2 separate regions of the Homo sapiens genome follow, and region 2 is linked to region 1. A link is a contact called in ENCODE Hi-C or POLR2A ChIA-PET data. All regions are on one chromosome and are shown on one strand. The core of a region is the stretch at or near the end of the contact, and the rest is flanking DNA. Distances in the headings are between cores, read along the strand shown.

Region 1 (4,405 bases), core at 1,424-3,923:
GGAGTTAAATGGCGAGATCTTGCCTCACTGCAACCTCCACCTCCTGGCTTCAAGTGATTCTCCTGCCTCATCCTCCTGAGTAGCTGGGATTACAGATGCCTGCCACCACGCCCAGCTAATTTTGTATTTTTAGTAGAGACAAGATTTTATCATGTTGGCCAGGCCGGTCTGGAACTCCTGACCTCAGGTGATCCGCCTGCCTTGAACTCCCAAAGTGCTGGGATTATAGGCATGAGCCACCGTGCCTGGCCTCTAAATATTTTTAAAGTATAGATGTTTTTAAACTTGTAGCTCCTGAGTGTGAACTGTCCCTTGCTGTTTTTTGGGCATCTATCAAGGCATTTGTTCTAACCACTGAGTAAGAAGGACATCACTAAGGGGGTTGTAGCTATACCTTTCTTCTTTTTATCTTTAATTAACATGCATTGACTGCCTGGTATGTTAGAAACAGACCTGCCTATTACAGTCTCATTCCCTTCCATACTCATCCTTGCTTGTGTGGCTACCTCCCAAGCTAGGACTGCAAGACCCTTATCACTCCTGCTTACTATTGGTTTTTGTGTCCTTTTGGCAATTTTCTAGTGGCTGCTTGAACTATTGGTTGTCAGATTGACCTGATTTGTTTCACTTGTAAACAAAATGCTTAAGCCACTGTTGATTTTTGTGACAGCTCAGTTGCTTAGAGCAAGGTGTTAATGAGACATCGGTCATAGGTCCAGGCTCTGGGTTGACTGGTAAGCTTTGCTCTGGCCCATGGCCACAGACCCTGACTCCCCCTTGCCAGCTGTCTTGCACATGTAGCTATGGCTCATTATGGGGACACAGCAGGGGGTGGAGATAAGACAAGGCAAATCTGTCATCTCTGCCAGAAAAGACAACTCCTACTGATAGGTCAGTAACCTTTTCATTGGAAGAACAGCACGTTAGTATTAGCTTCTGTAGATGTGTCTAACTGAGTCTTTTTCTTAAAATAACTCATGTGATTGTATGGGTTGTCTGCAGCAAGTTTAGAATACTGCTCACATTTTAAAGCATGTTTGAATATAAGGATGGCTTTTTAGTTTGTGAAGATTATTGTCCTTAATCAGGGATTCTTAATATCATTCTCTAAAGTAGAAAAGTGAGCTTTAGAAGTCAAATTTGATAAAGCTCTAGAAAACAACTGCAAAATTGCTGTTATAAAGAAACCTGTCAAATTTAGGAAGTGCCCTCCAGGAGCCCTTCATCCCAACCAATCCTCTCCTAAAAGAAAGGAAAAAAAGAAGAAAGATGGCTAGGTAGATGGAATAGTGATCAGAAAAAAAGAACTTTTCTAGAAAAGCATACCAGTGTGCTCTTTACCAGAGCATTTTAGCAGGTAATATTTTACAAAGGACCCAGCAGATAATTGGGCAGGTTTTTTCTTTAGGAACTTAGTGTTGATGGCCTGAATTAATCTGACTAGGAATTTAGACATTTCTTCATGATATATTTTGAGTCCATAGATGATCTGATTCTAATGTGACTTCAGTTTTTAACTTACATAGCGTTAAGCAAAAGGATGTGTGTGTATGTATGTGTGTTTGTTTTACATCCTAAAGGTATTACAGGCCCCATGGTAAACTTTTTGGCTCAAGTGAATCCAGAGTTTGGTATATGTAACCTCCAGTGGTGGTTCATGAACAAACACTTCATTTCTGTAGTCATATTTTTTTTTAAAGAATAAAAGTGAGCCAGGTTTAAAACTTGTTAAGAAAATAATAGCACAGGTGATACACAGATGAAGCAAAATTGCCGTGGATGGTCTGGGAATGCCTGAGGATTGAGAAACACTGGCTGAATTATACACTGTGGCAGAAGAAATTATAGGCCCTTAGAAACAGGTAGAGGTTATTGGAAAGATTCAAGCACCTAATGTTTAGTTAGAAGGTAAGTAAGCTGGTTTCTTAAGTTCTTGTTTATTTATTGGGTGTGGGCTCAGGATAAGTTAGTTTGAAATAGATCTTAGAGAAGTAAATGCAAGACAACTTTATCAATGAGTCATGGGCAAACAATTCTATTATTAGAAGTAGTATAGAAAAGGAGTAGGAGAAGTAGAAGGGAGGAAGTCTAGTATTCATTCATTTATTTATTCATTAATTCAGCCACTATTTCTTGAGCACCTGGTGTATGTCAGGCACTGTTGTAGGCACTGGGGACACAGCAGGGAGCAAAACAGACAAGTCTCTGCCCTCATGAAATTCATTTACATCCTAATGGGAAGAGACAAATAATGTAAGTGAGTATATAGCATGTCAGCTGTGAGAAATGCTATGGAGAAAAATAAAGCAGAGTAAGGGAATTAAGGAGTGATGGGATGGGGAGGCATTGCTTTTTTAAATAGTTTGATGAGGAAAGACCTCTCTAAGAAAGTGACATTTAACTTGACTTCTGAGGGAAGTGAGGGAGCATTCCAGGCATGGAGAAGGAGTGTTCTAGATGGAGGGAACAGCAAGTGCAAAGAGCCCTTGACATGTCTGAGAAACAGATAAGAGGCCAGTGTGGCTGGCGTGGAGAGAGAGGGGAGAGTCGTCAAGTAGTAAGAGGTGAGAGCAGATGGGAGGAAGGTCTCAGCACAGGTCAGGCCTCTGGCTTTGCTGAGAGTGATGGATGCCTTTGCAGGGTTTTGAACAGAGGAGGCACATGATTTGACTTAACGTTTTAACAAGCTGTTTCCTGCTGCTGTGTTGAGAATAAGCTGTAGGCGGCACCAAGGTGGCAGCTGGGAGGGTATTGCCACAAAACAAGCAAGAGATATGATGGTTTAGGCCAGTGGTAATGGTGGAGAGTGTGAGAAGAGGACAGATTCTGGATGTATTTTGAAGTAGAGCCCGCAGAATTTGTTGATGAACTTGATGCAGAGTGTTAGAAAAAGAGAAGACTTCAAGGTTATTGGCCTGAATAACTGGAAGGATGGAGTTATCTATCACTGAGATAAACAGAGGTAACAGAAGTAAAGGGGAGAGATGGCCATGGTAGAAGGTGGATTACACCTTTAAATTTTTAAAACATATTTTTATTTAAAATAGCCCTCACTCCCTGGCCCAGTGCACACAAAGGACCTGATTTGCTTTTACCCTGAGTTTGTCACTGTAGATATCCTGGAATACTTCGTTAAAAACTATAAATAAAGTGGCCATAATACGGCTCATTTTGTTCAGATTCTAAAAAAAAATTCCTTCATAAGCAGTTGGCTTCCAAATAGCAATGCATGCTGTCAGTTTGGTGACTAATTGGGTTAGAGGTTAATAGCAAGGCAGTCCTATAAACATCAACGGGAGTGGTGTATCCAAATGAAAGCTTGCATTAGGCAACAATTCAAAGAATGAGAATGACTAAATACCATGTTACAAGCCAAGTGAATTATATTAAGAGTTTTAACTTTGAGAGAAAGGGACGTTACCCCTGAAATAACTATCTTAGTTGGATCTTCCCTACTTAATACTCATAGTTGGGTTGTAAAAATGTAAAGGTTACCATCAAAACAGCACTTCTTAACCATGAAATTGACTAACTTTGTAAAATTAGAAATTCTGTTACTTACTTCCTACTATGCTGATTGGACATTCCTTCTTTTGCCAAAAGAACAGAAAGTTGGATTTTGTGCCTTCTAGCCAAGAGAACCACACACCTCTCTCTCTGTAGACCAGCTAAATGCTTCCTACTGCTCGGTGATGAAATCAGATCATGGAATCAGTCAGTTTGCTATACTGAATTTTTTTTTTTTCAGCTGTGTTCTAATTGAACCTTTGGGGAATAAACTAATTCTTAACATCTGAAAGTTTAAAGGTCTGATACTAGAATTTATGGGGTGGTAGAGGAGACCTTTTAGTCTCTGTATCCAAACCAAAATGTAAATTTACTTTTATTTATTTTTTATTTTTTGAGAAGGAGTCTCGCTTAGGCTGGAGTGCAGTGACATGATCTCGGCTCACTGCAACCTCTGCCTCCCGGGTTCAAGCAATTCTCCCTACCTCAGCCTCCCAATTAGCTGGGATTACAGGTGCTCTTCACCACGTCTGGCTAATTTTTGTATTATTTAGTAGAGACAGGGTTTTGCCATGTTGGCCAGGCTGGTCTTGAACTCCTGACCTCACGTGATCCGCCCACCTCAGCCTCCAAAAGTGCTGGGATTACAGGCGTGAGCCACTGAGCCTGGCCAATTTCTTTTTTTATTGTGGGATAATCATTCCATACTTCTCCCTCCTCTCTAGTCCCCACCCCCACCCCCCTTTTTCCCCCCACAAGTGAAGATGATTTCCTGTGCTGGTCTAGGATTAGTTTTGTTACAGTCTGTCTTTATAAGAACATTTCTTTTCCATAATCCAGAAGCATTTTGTAAAACCTATGCCTGGAAATTGAGTCACTTTTTATTGCTTAGATTTTC
Region 2 (4,405 bases), core at 1,214-3,713, 190 kb after region 1:
CCAGTTCCAAGAGGGCAGGGATCCTGCTTCTTAAAGTCTGGATTCCCAGTATTTAGCTCAGTGCCAGGCACGTAGTGGATACTCAGTAAATAGCTGGTGAATGAATGGATAAATAGCAAAAGAATGTCAAAGTGTGTTGGATACTAAAAAGTCATGTGAGCTGTAATCTTGTCATTCCTGTCACATAGATGAGGAAACTGAAGTCCAGAAAGGGACACTGGCTTGCCCAGGGTCACACAGTGAGGGACACAGCTGTCTTCTAGGATGGACACAAAGCCAGGACACCAGCCTCCCTGGGCTCCTATGCTGTATCCTGAGTATTTGAAGATATATTTCTTTTCTAGTTAAAAGTACTTTGGGGGCCGGGTGCGGTGGCTCATGCCTATAATCCCAGCACTTTGGGAGGCCGAGGCAGACAGATCACTTGAGGTTAGGAGTTCGAGACCAGCCTCGCCAACATGGTGAAACCCTGTCTCTGCTAAAATACAAAAATTAGCCGGGTATGGTGGCGGATGCCTGTAGTCCCAGCTACTTGGGAGGCTGAGACACGAAAATTGCTTGAAGCCCAGAGGCAGAGGTTGAACCCAGGAGGCGGAGGAGCAGAGATCGCGCCACTGCACTCCAGCTTGGGTAGCACTGAGACTCTGTCTCAGAAAAAAAAAAAAAAGGAGAAAAAAAGTACTTTGGGGCAGACATCTAGGTACCAAATGGTGCTTTCCCAAAGTTGAGTGTTGCAGAGAAAGAGCTGTTCTGCTGTTTGGGAGAAATGGCTTTCAGCCTCAGGGTTGCTCCTAACTCATGGCATGACCTTGTATTCCAGGCCTCAGTTTCCCCATCTGGGAAGGAATCGGGTTCGACAAAATGCTGGAGCACTAAGCAGAGGACTTTTTTTTGGCGGGGGGGGATGGAGTTTCGCCCTTTTGCCCAGGCTAGAGTGAAGTGGCATGATCTCGGCTCACTGCAACCTCCGCCCCCCATGTTCAAGCAATTCTCCTGCCTCAGCCTCCAGAGTAGCTGAGATTATAGGTGGGTGCCACCATGCCCGGCTAATATTTGTATTTTTAGTAGAGACGAGGTTTCACCGTGTTGGCCAGGCTGGTCTTGAACTCCTGACCTCAGGCGATCCACCCACCTCGGCCTCCCAAAGTGCTAGGATTACAAGCATGAGCCACCACACACGGCCTAAGCAGAGGATTTTTAAAAAGCAGGGATGGGAGGGCACTGATGACTGAGAGGAAATGAGGCATCCTCCCCATGAATGAGCAAGATGGGATATGGGCTTGGACCCCAAGTCCTACCCCCAGGCGTGTTGAGGGCACGGTGGATGAAGTCAGCCGCAGAGGAGAAGTAGGCACTGATGTCAAAATCAGGGAGGTCGTGGGCTGGCACCCCCAGGTAGCTCACACTGCTGCCGTAGAAGTCAGGGCCGCCCTGACAGTAGAGGCCCTTGTGGGCGGCGTTCAGCACGTGGGTGATGCCCAGCTTCCACAGCTCAAAGCGGTTGTTTGCCGTGGCCCTGGGGAGGGCAGGAAGGGCACTTGATGCCGGCCAAGCCATGGGACCAGGAGGGAGGCTGTGCCTGGCCCCCTGCTGCAGAGGGACCGAGCCATTAGGGTCCAAAGAGAGTCCAACCCCAGCAAGCTCCAAGTGGGGTCTGACTCCACAGCCCTATACCCAGAGCCCCGCACTTTCTGGTGGCTGAGCCGGCGGTGTGTGTGTCGGGGGATCTTTAGACCCTCTTTGCTTCCTCAATGCATCTGTCCCTGCCTTGGCCAGGACAGGAAGGAAGGGATTGCTTCAGCCCTGGAACCTGGCTGCCCCTCCCTTCTTGCCCCATGTCCTCCCACGCATATCCGTCCTCTACTGGCTACCACCTCATACCTGCTTCTAACCTACAAATGTTTAGAGGCAACACCTTCTCTGATTCACCTTCAGTCAGGCTTCTCCACCGTCTGTATCCAGAGGAGGGAGGCTGGGCCCAGAAACAGGGGGCTCTCTGTCTACCTTATCTCATGCCCCAAATACTATTTCCTGGGCCTCTGCCTCTACACTTGACAGTTGTCCTGGAAATGTTTCCTGGAACTCCTGGGAGACTCCCTGCTTTCAGGCAGGCGAAGTCCCTGCTCTCCCTGGTGGCCATACCTGGTCACTGCACTGACCTCAGCACCCCCGGGGGTCCTGGAGAAGGTCCCTGGCCTGGGATGGTCAGAGCAGAGCTATTTCTCCTTGTTTCCACCCTCCTGTGTCTGGTAAAGCGACCAAGAACTGCCTCTCCACGTCCCCACCCCCATGCCCCTTGGCCAGCTACCACTCACGCATCTCCTATGAAAAGGTTGGGCCAAACTTCGTCCACACGGCTGCAAGAAGACTTCCCTGCCCGCAGGAGCTCCTCCAGCTCCAGGATGCTGGGGCAAGGCGTGGCTTTGTCCTCTCCCCCCAGCTCTGGGAGAGAGGTCTCAGCCATGGGCCAGCCCGCCCACCCCTCTGCCTCTGTGGTCACTCCTCTCTGCCTCTCCAGTGTCATTTCTCCTTCCCAGAGATTGACAGGGACAGGTGACAGAAGCAAGTGACTCAGCAAGTCACAGGGGCCTCTGGAGTGGACAAGACCTTTTCCTCCCCAAGCCTCCCCCCACCCCCAAACTCCATGAGAACACAGAATCAGAGAGACCTCTGCAAGTCAGCTACCACCCTGAACCTCAGTTTCTTCATCTGTAAAGTAAGGATAATCACACCTACCTCAGAGAATTTGAGGATTAGATGAAACAAAGGACATGCTGGGTCTGACACATAGTAGGTGCTTAGAAACATCTGTGGAATTAGTAGATGTAGAGCCCTGCCTAAGGCTATTAGGTTCTGAGGACTGAGTTAAAGTAGAGATCCAGGGTGCAGAGGAGGTGGCTGGTTCCAAGGATGAATGATAGAAAGAACTGAAAGAAGTGTACAGTCTAGGTGGGCCACAAATTGGGCAGGAGCTGGATTGGATGTCTGTTGGATGAGTCTCTGAATTACGGAGGTCAGGGACAGTTTTCTGAGTTGTAGAGTCAGAGAAATATGGGTAAGAGACATGGAGAGCTTCCTTTAAAGGGTGCCCACAAGATTCATGGGGGGAGGGGGAAGGTGTTTTTTTTTGTTTTGTTTTGTTTAGACAGGGTCTCACTCTGTCACCCAGGCTGGAGTGCAGTGGCATCATCTTGGCTCACTGCCACTACCACCTCCCAGGTTCAAGTGATTCTCCTGCTTTAGCTTCCTGAGTAGCTAGGATTACAGGCATGTGCCACCATGCCACACTAATTTTTGTGTTTTTAGTAGAGATGGGGTTTTGCCATGTTGGTCTGACTGGTCTTGAACTCCTACCTCAAGTGATCAGCCTGCCTCGGCCTCCCAAAGTACTGGGATTACAGGTGTGAGCCGCCGTGCCGGGCCAATGGGGCAAGGTTTGAACAATGGTCCTGTAGTGAAGATGGCTAACTTCTCAGAAGAGAAGGCTGAAGAGGGCCTTGTATGTCAAATGGGGAGACGGGAGGTGAGTGTTGCCCTAGACTTTGAGAGCCAAAGGGGCTAACTGTCATCAGAAACAGTGGGAGGGAGATTCCTCTGCCTATAAGGGCTTTGGGTCCCAAAATAGAAACTGAGAAAGGTCAACCTGTCCTTCTGCCAGAGCTGGTTATCAGCAAGAGAGATGAGATGTCTCACCCTCTCTCATGTGACTTCTCAGTGGCCCTAATGGAGCTGGGAAGGGTATGAGCTGCAGTGGGGAGGTTCCCAGCTGCCCTTGGCCTTAAGACCAGTTTGAAGGGAAAGGCCACACCAGGGCATCCCATGGAAGCAGTCTACACTCATGTCTATCCCATTCAGAACCATTGAAGTCGGCCCGGCACTGTGTGGGGAGGCAAGACCAAGGAGGGGCTCGTGTCCAGGTTACAGCTGGGTTTGGACTTGGTTTATGCCAATGCTAGACCTGGCTTGGGAGGAGACCTTCCCTCAGGGTGGTGCAGCATGGTGGAGTGAGGAAAATACAGGATCTGATGTTAGAGAGATTTGGGTTGGAATATCAGTTTGCAATATGTCAGGCAGTATGTTTCTTTACTTTTCTGTGCTATAGGATCCCCCTTGCAGAATTAGCACTAGGATTTTTTTTTTGAGATGGAGTTTGCTCTTGTCGCCCAGGCTGGAGTGCCATGGCGTGATCTCGGCTCATTGCAACCTCCATTTCCCGGGTTCAAGCGATTCTCCTGCCTCAGCCTCCCGAGTAGCTGGGATTACAGGTATGCACCACCACGCCCGGCTAATTTTTGTATTTTTAGTACAGACGAGGTTTCCCCATGCTGGCCAGGCTGGTCTCGAACTCCTGACCTCAGGTGATCCCGCCTCAGCCTCCCAAAGTGCTGGGATTACAGACGTGAGC

Evidence for each region. Hi-C counts contacts between places; a loop is a spot of excess contacts on that map. ChIA-PET counts read pairs that join two places held with the same protein, here RNA polymerase II (POLR2A).
Region 2: a map of psoas muscle shows a loop between it and region 1 (2.1-fold over the local background). The contact joins the promoter of DUSP13A here to the enhancer-like site in region 1. A Hi-C loop is called at or near these places in 1 of 168 maps with a recorded cell type or tissue (psoas muscle). POLR2A ChIA-PET finds 5 or more read pairs at or near these places in 2 of 52 experiments (PC-3 and activated CD4-positive, alpha-beta T cell).

Annotation. Positions count from the first base shown.
Region 1 is chr10:74,921,163-74,925,567 of GRCh38, forward strand. All of the region lies in intron 3 of KAT6B (lysine acetyltransferase 6B), which reads left to right. Among named protein-coding and RNA genes, the nearest start is that of KAT6B, 97 kb to the left of the region's middle. Within about 2 kb of position 2,674, at least 9 of the 41 ENCODE cell types and tissues checked have a DNase peak (open chromatin) inside an H3K27ac peak, as active enhancers do; they include PC-3, where a contact is called at or near this core.
Region 2 is chr10:75,106,694-75,111,098 of GRCh38, forward strand. It overlaps DUSP13A (dual specificity phosphatase 13A), which reads right to left and starts at 2,464. Exons shown (of 3, transcript NM_001007271.3): 1 at 2,316-2,464; 2 at 1,299-1,516. The coding sequence starts at 2,464. It also overlaps a transcript of DUSP13B not described here and a transcript of SAMD8 not described here. RefSeq lists enhancers at 1-127, 3,773-4,405.